3 separate regions of the Homo sapiens genome follow, and regions 2 and 3 are each linked to region 1. A link is a loop called in an ENCODE intact Hi-C map of the cell type or tissue named here. Cell type or tissue: GM12878. All regions are shown on one strand. Region 1 overlaps NRG3 (neuregulin 3). Region 2 overlaps NRG3 (neuregulin 3). Region 3 overlaps NRG3 (neuregulin 3).

What was found. Hi-C counts contacts between places; a loop is a spot of excess contacts. Peaks named below come from ENCODE experiments on the same cell type or tissue, not always from the same donor. Only the 100,000 strongest peaks of a DNase experiment are listed, where the experiment ranks them.
Region 2: it touches region 1 in a loop (6-fold over the local background); 1 of 110 quality-filtered maps calls a loop at or near these places.
Region 3: it touches region 1 in a loop (2.8-fold over the local background); 1 of 110 quality-filtered maps calls a loop at or near these places.

The regions. Positions count from the first base shown.
Region 1 is chr10:82,912,464-82,916,463 of GRCh38, forward strand. The region is part of intron 4 of NRG3 (neuregulin 3); the gene reads left to right. Among named protein-coding and RNA genes, the nearest start is that of NRG3-AS1, 680 kb to the left of the region's middle. In GM12878, no CTCF peak of the experiment used is centred here; DNase peaks (open chromatin) are centred at 2,288 and 2,806.
Region 2 is chr10:82,967,298-82,971,297 of GRCh38, forward strand. The region is part of intron 6 of NRG3 (neuregulin 3); the gene reads left to right. Among named protein-coding and RNA genes, the nearest start is that of LINC02650, 710 kb to the right of the region's middle. In GM12878, a CTCF peak has its summit at 2,318; no DNase peak of the experiment used is centred here.
Region 3 is chr10:82,794,557-82,798,556 of GRCh38, forward strand. All of the region lies in intron 3 of NRG3 (neuregulin 3), which reads left to right. Among named protein-coding and RNA genes, the nearest start is that of NRG3-AS1, 560 kb to the left of the region's middle. In GM12878, a CTCF peak has its summit at 2,137 (motif pointing right); no DNase peak of the experiment used is centred here.

The DNA.
Region 1 (4,000 bases):
TAATATAGTCACACCATATTATTTTGGATAAGTGTTAGCATGGTATATCTTACTCCACCATTTATGGCACCCACGCCATTATATTTAAAGTGAGTTTCCTAAAGACAATATATACTTTCATCTTGTTTTTAAAAATATACTTCGACAATTGCTTTTAATTGGTTTAGGCTATTTATATTTATAGTGATTTTTGAGATTTCTGGATTAATACCTATCATATTTGTAAATGTTTTTTAGTAATTGATGACCTGGGTTTTTGTTTCTTTTTCTTTGCCTTCCATTTTGTTTTTTCATTTTTGGATCTAATTAAGTATTTTATATGATGGTATTTTATCTTCTCTGTTAGCATATCAATTATGTTTTCTAGATATATTTTGTTAGTGATTCCCTACAGTGTGCTGTACATTTACAACTAATCTATGCCTACTTTCAAATAATACTGCTCTTGACTAGTATAGATAACTTATAAAAAGTACTTCCGGCCGGGTGCGGTGGCTCACACCTGTAATCCCAGCACTTTGGGAGGCCGAGGCAGGTGGATCTCAAAGTCAGGAGATCGAGACCATCCTGGCTAACACGGTGAAACCCCGTCTCTACTAAAAATACAAAATAATTAGCCGGGCGTGGTGCAGGCACCTGTAGTCCCAGCTACTCTGGAGGCTGAGGCAGGAGAATGGCTTGAACCTGGGAGGCAGAGCTTGCAGTGAGCTGGGATCATGCCACTGCACTCCAGCCTGGGTGACAGAGCGAGACTCAATATTTTTAAAAAAAGAAAAAAAGTACTTCCAATTACTTATTTTCATCCCTTATAACATTGCTGTCATTCATTTCACTTATTCATAAACTATAACCACCCAGTTATCTGTTAGTTCAAATAAAAATAAGAAAAATAAACATTTTATTTTACCTTTATTTATTTTTTTCTGTACCTCTCTCCCTTTCCCTAAGTAGGTCTGAGTTTCTGACATATAATTTTCCTTCTTTCTGAAGAAGGCTTAACATTTTTTGCAAGGTATGTGTACTGGTGACAAATTTCCTTAATGTTTGCTTATCTGAGAAGGAATTTCTCCTTTACTTTTGTAGATTAAATTTCACTGGCTACAGAATTCTAAATTGGTGATGGTGGGTTTTGTTTTTCCATTAACATTTGAAATATTGACTGCCTTCTCTTGTTTTCATAGTTTCTGTGTGGAAGTCTGTAATACTTATACTTGGTTCTCTATAGGTGAGGTGTTTTCCCTTCCCACCATTGCACATTCCCAGTCTCTTTTCAGGATTTTGTTTTGATTTTGTGCAGATTTAACATGATGCATAATGTAGAGTATTTTCCATGGTTGGTATTCTCCAGCTTCCTGGATCTGTGGTTTTGCCTTCATCATTAATTTTGGAAGGTTGTCAGCTATTATTACTTCAAAACCTTTTCTATATGGTTTTCTCTTGATTTTCCTTCTCGTCTTCCTATAATGTGTGTTATATCTTTTTAAAATTGTCTCCTAGTTTTTCAATGTTCTGTTCCACTGTGTGTTTATTATTTTTCTCTTTGCTTTTCAGTTTTTAGTGTTGCTATTGATACATCTTTAAGCATACTGAGTCCTTCCTTGAGAATGTTAAATCCACTGATGATCATCAAAGGCATTTTTTACTTCCATTTCAGTTTTTTTTTTCTAGTACTTCCTTTGGATTATTTCTTAGAATTTTTATCTCTCTGCCTACATTACCCATCTGTTATTGCATGTTGTGTACTTTTTCATTAGATCCTTTGGCCTAACAATCAGTTAAATTCATTTTCTGATCATTTAAAAATCTCTGCTGTATCTGAGTTTGATTTTGATTCTCCCTTTGTCTCTTCAGATTTAATTTTTTTTTCTTTTTCTTTTTAGCATACCTTGTAGTTTTCTTGTGAAAAGCTAGACATGACATATTAGGTAAAAGGGATTGACATAAGTAAGCCTTTAGTGTGAGTTTTTAAGTAAGTTTTTTTCCTGTAGCTAGCAGTCAGTTTTTGTTTAATGTTAACTGTAGTTACAGGTGTCAGAGGCTAAAATTTCCTTCTGATGCCCTTGTTTTTGTCTTCCCTGTTGTCCTTGGACTTCCCTAGAGACTTCTTTCTAAATAAATTCTGAAACATGTGGTTTTTTGTTTCTATTCTCCTGTTATTGTGTAGGATCCCTGTTTATGTGTGGTAAGGTGTGCAGGAAAGAAAGTGTTTTATTATTCTATGATGAGAGCTCAATCCTCTAGTGGGCTTGAGCCCCAGAGGTGGGTCCTTCACAAGTGATTTTTAGCTTTTTTTTTTTTTCCCCACACCCCTCCCCTTACATGAGACAAGCTAGAGAGGTTTCAAATTAGGTATTTCCCTCCAATGTTGAATGTTAGAGGAAGCTGTAATTGGGTATTTCTCATGGTGGTTAGGTTCTGGTACAATAGTTTTCTCTGGGGAAAGGCCTTTGTTAAGGAGAACAGAACATTCTGAGTATATTTTAAATGAAAACTTTTTCTTTTCCCCTGCCAGATGCATTAGGGGATTTTCCTCATCTTCACCATGATAACCTCTAGAGGTTTATGGAAGGAAAACTTATGAAATCATGGGGATCCTTCTAAGGCTGGTCCTGCAGAAGTTTTTATATTTCAAGCTTGTCCACACCCAGTGTCCAACTGTTAGTCAAGTGATGTTGAAGTGTTTTAACTTGTTTCTGACTCCAGCAATGGCTTCTGCTCCCTGTAATCTATAACTGTATTTATCTTTCTCTGCAGTTTTTAAGGTAGCAGTTTGCCCTGTGACTTCCATTTTCCAAAGGCTCTAAGAAGACTTGTTCATTTTGTTTCACTTTGTTCTTTTTGGGAGGATAACAGCAATAACTGCTGAGCTCTTTACATGCCAAAAAAGAAACTAGGAGGTCTATGACCTGTTTTTGATAATCACATATGACTTTGTAGAAATCAGGAACAAGCTCTTTGACAATAATTAAGGAAATGTCAGTCAGATAATTTCATATTTGAAATACAGTAAATTTTTTAAAAACAAAATGTGTATCTTTTTAAAATAAACAATATTCCTGGCACACAGTGATGCTATATTTGCATATTCCCTTAAGAATTTAAATATTGTGTAATTTTTCTATTTGCTGTGGCAATAATACAATTGAGTGAATTCTTTTGCACTTCAAAGTAAAAAAAAAATTAGACACAAAATGTTCCTAGTGAGATTTTGGCTAATCTGATAGACCCATATGTAAATGTGCTGTACAAAAGTCTGAATATTTTAAAACTGTTAATGCATGAAGTCCATTTTAGGTTGGTTCCACAACCTAAATGATACTCACTAAACCTAAAAAATTCAGATGATAATTTTTATTATAAACATTGGGGAATATATACATGCATTTTCAGTTTCTCTCATATTTCAATTTCTGTGATCTTATAAATTCAACAAACGTTTATTTTTCTGAAATAAAGACATTTATACTCAATAAAATACTGTAATATTACAGATCTCCTGAATAAGGCTCTTTCTAGTGCTAGATCTCAGTAGCCTTTTTTATTTGTTCAGAGAATGGAGGAAGGCAAAAAAATCCAAAAAATATATCATGTTCTATTTGTATAAGGCTTTACATTGGATAAAAGAACACTATTGATATCTGAATAGAACTGTTATGACTTATTTGTTGTTCTTGTCATTGTTTTACTTCTTTAAGGTTGGGGCAATGCCTGAGCACACTGGTTTACACCTGTGATTTCAGCACTTTGGGAGGCCAAGTTAGGAGGATTGCTTGAGCCCAGAAGTTCAAGACCAGCCTGGACAACACAGCAAGGCCCCATCTCTACAAAAATAAAATAAATTAGCTTGGCATGATGTCACATGCCTATGGTACCAGCTACTGAAAAGGCTGAGGTGGGAGTAATGCTTGAGCCTGGGAGGTCAAGGTTGTAGTGAGCCATACTTTCATTACTGTACTTCAGCCCGGGTGACAGAGCAAGACCTTGTCTCAAAAAGTAAAAA
Region 2 (4,000 bases), 55 kb after region 1:
TATTCTGCTAAACATGTGTCTACATTGATGTCTACCCCCAAATCTAATCCATAACTACATCAATAATTCTACCCTCCTCCCGTTGCTTATTTATAAATTTCCACTCCAACAGTGAAAAACCTCCTTCCCACTGTCTATTATTCATTTACTTATTTTTTCAGTGACAGAATACACATAAAGCATTCTCACAATGGTTATACCATACCTTTGCACTGTTCAACTTTAATGGCTAGGCGGTGCATTTGGGCGGTAGTTTTGCCTTTAGTCTGCTGAACACTTGTGACCTTCAGAAGTGTTTCTTCACTTTTTTTCCTCTCTTACGTGAGACGGAAAGGCTACAGGGAGCAGGAATTGGGGAAGTGCCTTCTTTCTGGTGAGATAAGGCTCTGGTAAAATATTTTTACTACAGGAGTAGGCAATTGTTATTGAGAATGCTCTGTGTGCATTTCAAAATAGTTACTTTTCCCCTTCCACTGGCAGAGACATTAGATGATTTTTTTTGTTGCTGTTGGGGTTCTTTGCTGTGAGAACCTGGTGTGGTTCCTGGAGGTCAAACCCATGGAAGTATCGGCATTCTGCCTAAGACTACAGACCCCAACTCTCGTTCTAGTGCCCATACAGATTCCAGCAACTTGTCCAAATTACTTCTTAAACATTCCTACCAATTTATGGTTCCAGCAGATTCAGTTGCAGAAAAGCTGATCTTAGCCATTATTCTCTGTATTCACCTGTTTCTCCAGATTTAAGGTGGCAGTGTGCCCTTCAACCTCAATTATCCAATGAATACAAGAAGACATTTTCAGTTTGTTCATTTATTTTTCTTATTGCTAGGACAGGAATAGCGACTTCCAAACTCTTAGCTTGTCAAAACTGAAACCACAGAAGCTATCTGAATTCATGTTCAACAAAAATGTATGGAATATAATTTGGAAGTTGGTCAAATTATTAGACTCTTATCATGCTTCCACAAGTTTCAAGCAACCTCCGGATAGGAATACCAGCAATTTAAACTTGAATTTCAGGTACAAGTAGTCACTGAAACAAAATGCTGTGAGAGAAAGAAAAAAAGTTCTAAAATAATAAATTCTGGAAACACATTTATATTAATGGACCAAAATAATACAAATAAAAACAACTGTTTAATATCGCAATAATTCAAACATATGAAATAACAGATTTAGGAAATATCTATCATGAACACTATGAATAAACAGAACAGGTTAAGAGGTTAATTCTGTTTATGAGTGTTATCCGGAATTTTGGACAAGGCCCTCTATCTCTCAGATTCTAAGCAGAGACTATGAACTAATGGTACAAAAGATGAATTAGGCTTTTTGACAAGGAAGGAAGGGAGGAAGGGAGGCAGGGAGGGAGGGAGGCAGGGAGGGAGGAAGGGAATTACTGACTTTTAGTGATTTGGCAGTTTCTCTAAAAGATCTGCATGCTCCAGAAATAGTTGGCTGATATTGTCCCCTGGCAGCCCGTATTAGTCCATTTTCACACGCTGATAAAGACCTACCCAAGACTGGATGATTTATGAAGAAAAAGAGGTTTAATGGACTCACAGTTTCATATGGCTGGTGAGGCCTCATAATCATGGTGGAAGGTGGAAAGCACGTCTTACGTGGCAGCAGACACAAGAGAAGAGAGAGCCAAGTGAAAGGTTTTCCCTTATAAAACTATCAGATCTCATGAGACTTATTCACTACCATGAGAACAGTATGGAGGAAACTGCCGCCATGATTCAATTATCTCCCACCAGGTCCCTCCCACAACACGTGGGAGTTATGGGAGCTACAATTCAAGATGCAATTTGGGTGGGGACACAGCCAAACCATATCACAGCTCTCTGCAGTTGCTGAACATACTTGCTTTCTTCAGTTTGTCATGGATTTGCCCAGAGCATCTCACTTGTTTTTGTAGCTGGGCCTTCTAGGCACCTAGGTTTTTCTTGTAAACCAGTTTATTAGATAAAAAAAGATATGTCTTTTATATCCCTCATATGTCTTTTATAGACCTGAAAGTCAGACAGATATTCAGGATATCATCGCACTTTAATAAACATGTCCATTCATCTGACTTTTTCCATGGGTACTTTGCAATACACAATCAATAATGAAGCACACATAGAGGTATTTCCATTATGTATTGGATCTTTGTTATTTGAGGTTGTTGAAAACAATCACCTTTTCCAAATTATCTCTGTACCTTCTCTTTGTTCTCTGTCATTTTCCTCCATTTTGCAAAAAGACTGACCAGCCTTTATAGGTCCACTGTGAAAAATTCGGATTCTGGTTCAAGACATGGTCATTACTGCCACTATGTGGCTTGTTTTGGAAGTTATTGAAAATAAAACATTTAATTGGAGCTTTTGAACTTAAAGCTGCAAAACCTTGATATGTTCCCTAGTCTCCATAGCTTATACTCATGGATATACTTTTTCCCAAGCATAACACCTAATTAGATAGTTAATAATTTCTTTTAACTTAAAAATCTGCCTCCTAAGTAATTGCGTGAGAAACACACACATGCAAATGCACACAGAAAAATATATGTACATACAAAATCTGTATATATATAAACACCAGGCTAATTATGTGTATATAAACATAAATATATACACAATCTATTTATATCTATTAATTGCACCTTCCTTATTTACACAAATGGATTTATATGCATACGCTTTTGCGCCTTTTATTCTTTTCAATGGCTGTGTAGTATTCATTTATGGACATTTCTATTGTTTTGAGTTTTTTTCACTTTTGTGTTTATTTCCGTTTCGTTATGGACAATTGTGCTGCTGATGTACCCTGGAAATTATTATTTTGAACTTTTGCAATTATGGAAATTTGCATGATAGAAATTCTAAAAGTAATATTTTGGATCAAAGAGTATGTATATCTAAAATTTTGAAACATATTGTCAATTTGCTCTTCAAGTTAGCACCACGGCTACTTTTCCAGGGCCTTTTCCTTTATCAGATATTCTTGAAATTTAAATTTCTCTATTTATTTTAAAGGCAGAGTCTTGTTATGTTGCCCAGCCTGGAGTGCAATAGCTAATCACATAGCACACTACAGTCTCTAACTCCTGGGCTCAAATGACCCTCCCACCTCCACTTCCCAAGTAGCTGGGACTACAGCTGTGCACCACTGCACTTAGCTTAATTTCCTCTATTCTGATTACCACCTCTTTATAATGAGTGCAGTTGCACTCTTTGCCATATGTATGTTGCCTGTCTTTATTTTTCTGTGAAATTCTTGTTCACCTGTTGCCTTTCATTTTTTTCCAGTTGATTTCTGCCTTTATATCTTAAGAATAGTCTTTAACATAAGAATAGCCTATGTTTCCCCAGGCTTTTACTTATATTTTGATTTACTAATAATCATTTTTGTTACTTAAGACATTTAAATTAGTAGTAAATCAAATTTTACATATTTTTTTCTTTATGGTCTCTAGGTGTTTTGTCCTGGTAACAAATGTCTTTCTCCCATAAGGTTAGGAATACATCTCCCATATAGTTTTATAAAGGTTTTTGAATGTATTTCCATTATCCAAAGAGTTCATTCATATCTTCTTGTGTTAGTCTGTTTGCCTTGTTATAAAGCAATGCTGAGGCTGGTTAATTTATAAAGAGGTTTATTTGGCTCACAGTTCTGTAGGCTGTACAAGAAGCATGGTGCCAACATCTGCTTCTGGTGAGCATTTCAGGAGGCTTCTGCTCATGGCGGAAGGGAAAGGGGAGCAGGTGTCACATGGTGAGAGAGAAAAAAGAGAAAGGCGAAGGGTGCCATGCTCTTTTAAATAACTAGTTCTTCCATGAATTAATAGAATGAGAACTCACTCATTACTGCAGGGAGGATACAAACCATTCATGAAGAATCAACCCCCATGACCCAGACACCTCCCACCAGGCCTCATCTCCAAAATTGGGGATGAAATTTCAACACGAGATTCAAAGGGGACAAATATCCAAACTATATCACTTCTCTTTATC
Region 3 (4,000 bases), 120 kb before region 1:
TTGTGACTGAAAACAATGCTTAATAAGCAGAAGAAAGCATGTTAATTGTAGGCACTGCCATGCTGCTGTGTACCTAAGAGCTGGGCTTGGCTGCAGCTCAAACAGGTCTTGGGTAGAACTAACCAAGTTGCCCTCAAGCTTAACTTCCAATTGTCACAAAATTCATCTTGGGCTTAGAGATGAATTTTAAATACATCGAAGAGTAAAATGCTCTGTTACCAGAGTGGGTCAGTGGAGCTCAGCTACCATCGATCTACACTCTAACTCTCTTCCTCCATCAACCTTTACATCCTCTAATGGAGGAATGTCTCCCATATGAAATAGTGGCCACTCACCCAAATGTAATATTGGTGACAGACAAAGGGAAACTAAGCTCTAACCTCTCTCCCCACCAAAAGTTCACATTTCTTCAGTCAAATCATCATGTGGACAGAAATCAATTTCTTCTCTATGCTGTCACTGAGAAAGAGGGAATATATAAAACTCACGTATAAAAATACAGAAGTAAAATGAAGATCTCTATGTTAAGTGAGTACTATCCAGAATAATTGATTTCCATTACTGGATATCTTCAAATAAATGATTGATGGTAATTTGATATCACAAAAGAGAAAGCAGTATTTTTTATAAAAAAGCTTTATTGGTATAACAGAGGTATAATGACATTTTTTAAAAAGTTACACATGTAATGTATATAACCTTAATGAGTCTGGACACTTGTGATACTGTTACCACAACCAAGGTGTGAAACATATCATCAAGACCACAGTTTTTGTGTATGTGTGCACATTCATGACAGGATATGTGTTACAGAGCTAATGTCTTTATTTTAAAAAGCTTTATTCATTTGGATTTTATTCCTTACTATTATATTCTTTATTCAACAGTTGTCTTTCCATCTCATCTCTCCTGATTCTTCCCCATGCTTTAAAAAATGTTAATGTCTTCTTGAGACTGTCAAAAACAACATTACAACAAATTTCTTTATAGATCTAATTGGCTTTTATAGGTGATACATGAATCAGGGCAGCCTTCATTCTACAAAACTGAACAAGTGTTCTTCTGGGCAGGGGCAAAACACTGGGTTTTGAAAGGTGAAAAGTAGGAAATAGAAAAATGGAAATCTAGTAAGCATCATATTACCTCAGGTTACTTTTTTTAAAGGGGTAAAGCAGAAGAGACTTCCTTATTAGGATTACTGAGGTAAACTGGAATCTCTTGTTTTCAGGAAAGATTGTTTTGTTTGGGGATCTATCTGCTTTCTTAAATTTTCATTTTAATTATGTGGCATTTAGCATGAGTGACTCCATTTTGGTTTGGTCTGGTCGTTTAGGGCCTAGTGCAGGAGTTCAGTCTGAAACAATGGCCTCCCATAATCTTGTTTAACAATTCTAAAAGAAGGTCGTTCCTTTAACTCTATTCCTCTCTGTGGTTTCATCCCTCTCCTTTACCAATCGATTCATATTTACTTTTGTATGTTCTCAAAGGCAAGTTAAATAATACTGCATACTGAAGTCTGTTCAGTGTCCCCACAATCATAATAAAATGTCTAAGACAGACTTATGAGCTTCTCAAACTGTGTTGTGGGTGTACTTTTAGGCTCATGTGAGATCATGAATATGGTGCATTCTCCTGAAGTATCAATTTTACTCAGTACTGAAAACATTATTCTATCATTAAAACAAACACAACTAGATTAGAGAGTATATTGCAAAATCTCCATGAACTTAATACTAAAATAAGAGTCTGAAAGCCGACTGGTACCCCAGATTGTCAATCAGCTCCTATTGGAAGCCTGTCAAGTCCACCATAGAGCAGCAGCCAAACCATTTCATGGGAGAGAACGAGGACTCTGCAGCGAAGTCTGAAAGTGCTGCAGCCCTCTGGACCCTGTGGACTCTCAAAACTAATCAAATGGAATGTCCATCCAAGACAAAGCCCCGCACCAATGTGAAATTGTTGAGAGAAAACCAAAATTTATCAAATAGCTACAATAGAAGCAAAGGAAATAAAGTGGTAAAGAGAGAGAGAGGGGGAGGCAAAGAAAAGGAGGAACAAAAGCAGCATTACCACAGTGAATGTGAATTTTAAAATTATTTTCTCATTTATTATTTTGCAAAAATGACAGGAGAGGGAGCCCTAGAGCCATAATGCTAGAAAACTATCCTGACCCTTCCTCTTTCCTAAAAGTACAAAGAAACTCCAAAGAAGAAAAGAGGAGAAAGATGAGGAGGAGGAGGAAGAGAGGAGAGGAATAGGGGTAAAAATAAATCTTGGTCAACTCTTATACAAACTTATTATAAATTCTTACAGGGAAGGAGAATGAAAACAGAATGATGCAGACAAGGAAATTATGCCATAAAGCTAGTCCCAAAACAAATGAAAACTACAACCTAATATTTTTTAAAAATAGCTAAAATAAGAAGCTATGAAAAAAAGATGTATACCAGAATTAGAAAAACTCTGAAAAGAGGCAATTAGAAAAATTAAGATCTAAAAAGAGAAGTAACAGGACAAATTTAGAAATGAAAATGAACCTTTTTACAATCAGTCTTCATTTTTACTCCATTGCGTTCGACACTGTTGTTCTGAAAGTCTTTCCTGCTCTGGACTCTGGAAGATGTTAGTCCTTCTAATTCTCCTGCAGCTACTGCTTCCTGCTCTAATTCATGGCTCTTCATCACTGCCATAGAAATGGGACGTTTCCTATGGCTCTCTCTGGGCCACATCTTTCAGTTAACTTGGCCCAGTGGCTGCAACAACTTTTAAAGTTTATAAATAACTTTAAATATGGCTGCATTTCAAATAAACCCCTCACTTCTTGACCTGCTCCATACTTGACTATCCAGGTGCCTTTGGGATGTCTCACTGGCATTTCAGGTGGGTCATGTCCAAAGTCACCTACTCAGTGCTTAAATCTACCTCTCATATACAATTTCATAATTTGGAAAACAATGTTTTTTTTCTGTCACTCAGATTCAAAACTCCAGAAGCATCCATCACTGCTTTCTTCTTTGTCATGTTCATTATATCAAATGTCCTTGTTTGCTCATGTCTGCCCCCAAAGTACCTCGAATCTGTTCTCTCCTTTAACTCTTCACTGCCACTCCCTCAACACCACTCTCTACTTGCAATAAATAACTGTTTTTTGCCTTCTCTGACTTCATTTTGTCTCATCTGCTAGTGATGTTGTCAAACTGATCTCAATTGGTAGATCGGAGTTGTCTTCTAGGGGAGTTTATGAATGTAAACAAAACTGTGAATGTGGCCTCCTGAAGTTGCATATTTGACCTGGCTCTGTCTTCTTCAGGGCAACAGATTCTCAACCTGGTTTTGTTGTTAGTACAGTTGAAAGAATTAATTTTAAGAAAAACAAGTCAGAAGAAATTACAGTGCAGTAACTAGTAAAATAATCATGACTACATTAAAATATTTTTAAATACCCTTAAAATGGTTCAAGGTATTATCCTCTAGAAGTGTATTGCTATTTATTGCCTTTTCAATACTCTTTTGTATACCTGAGGCAATGTCTTTGAGAACCTACTTGAAAAAAAGTGTAACACTGTTTTCCTCTTACTCACAGTACCTTGTACCCTGATATTTGTAACATCACAAAACCCACAGAGTTAGGGGCTGACCAAATATACACAGTAAGTTATAGTATTGGGTAAATGAAACAATCCTGCAACAAAAGATTCTTCAGTTCCAATACAGAAGAATAAAGGAAACACAATTTAATTTTGAGAAAGCATTACCAGGTTGACATGTATATAAGGTGGCACACAAGAAACTATAAACTCTGGACAGAATCTTACACAAATCTATACAGCAGTCAAAGAAAGAACAATAGAAACTTCTCTTATCTCCTTGAGAGATAAATAGATGAGCCCTGTCATCTGCTCTATAGTTGTGAGATAGCACAGAGCTAATTTGTAGGTTTACAGTTCCAAGGGGAAGAAGGCCAGAAAACTGAATCAAAAGGACTATCTTGTTTGGGGGT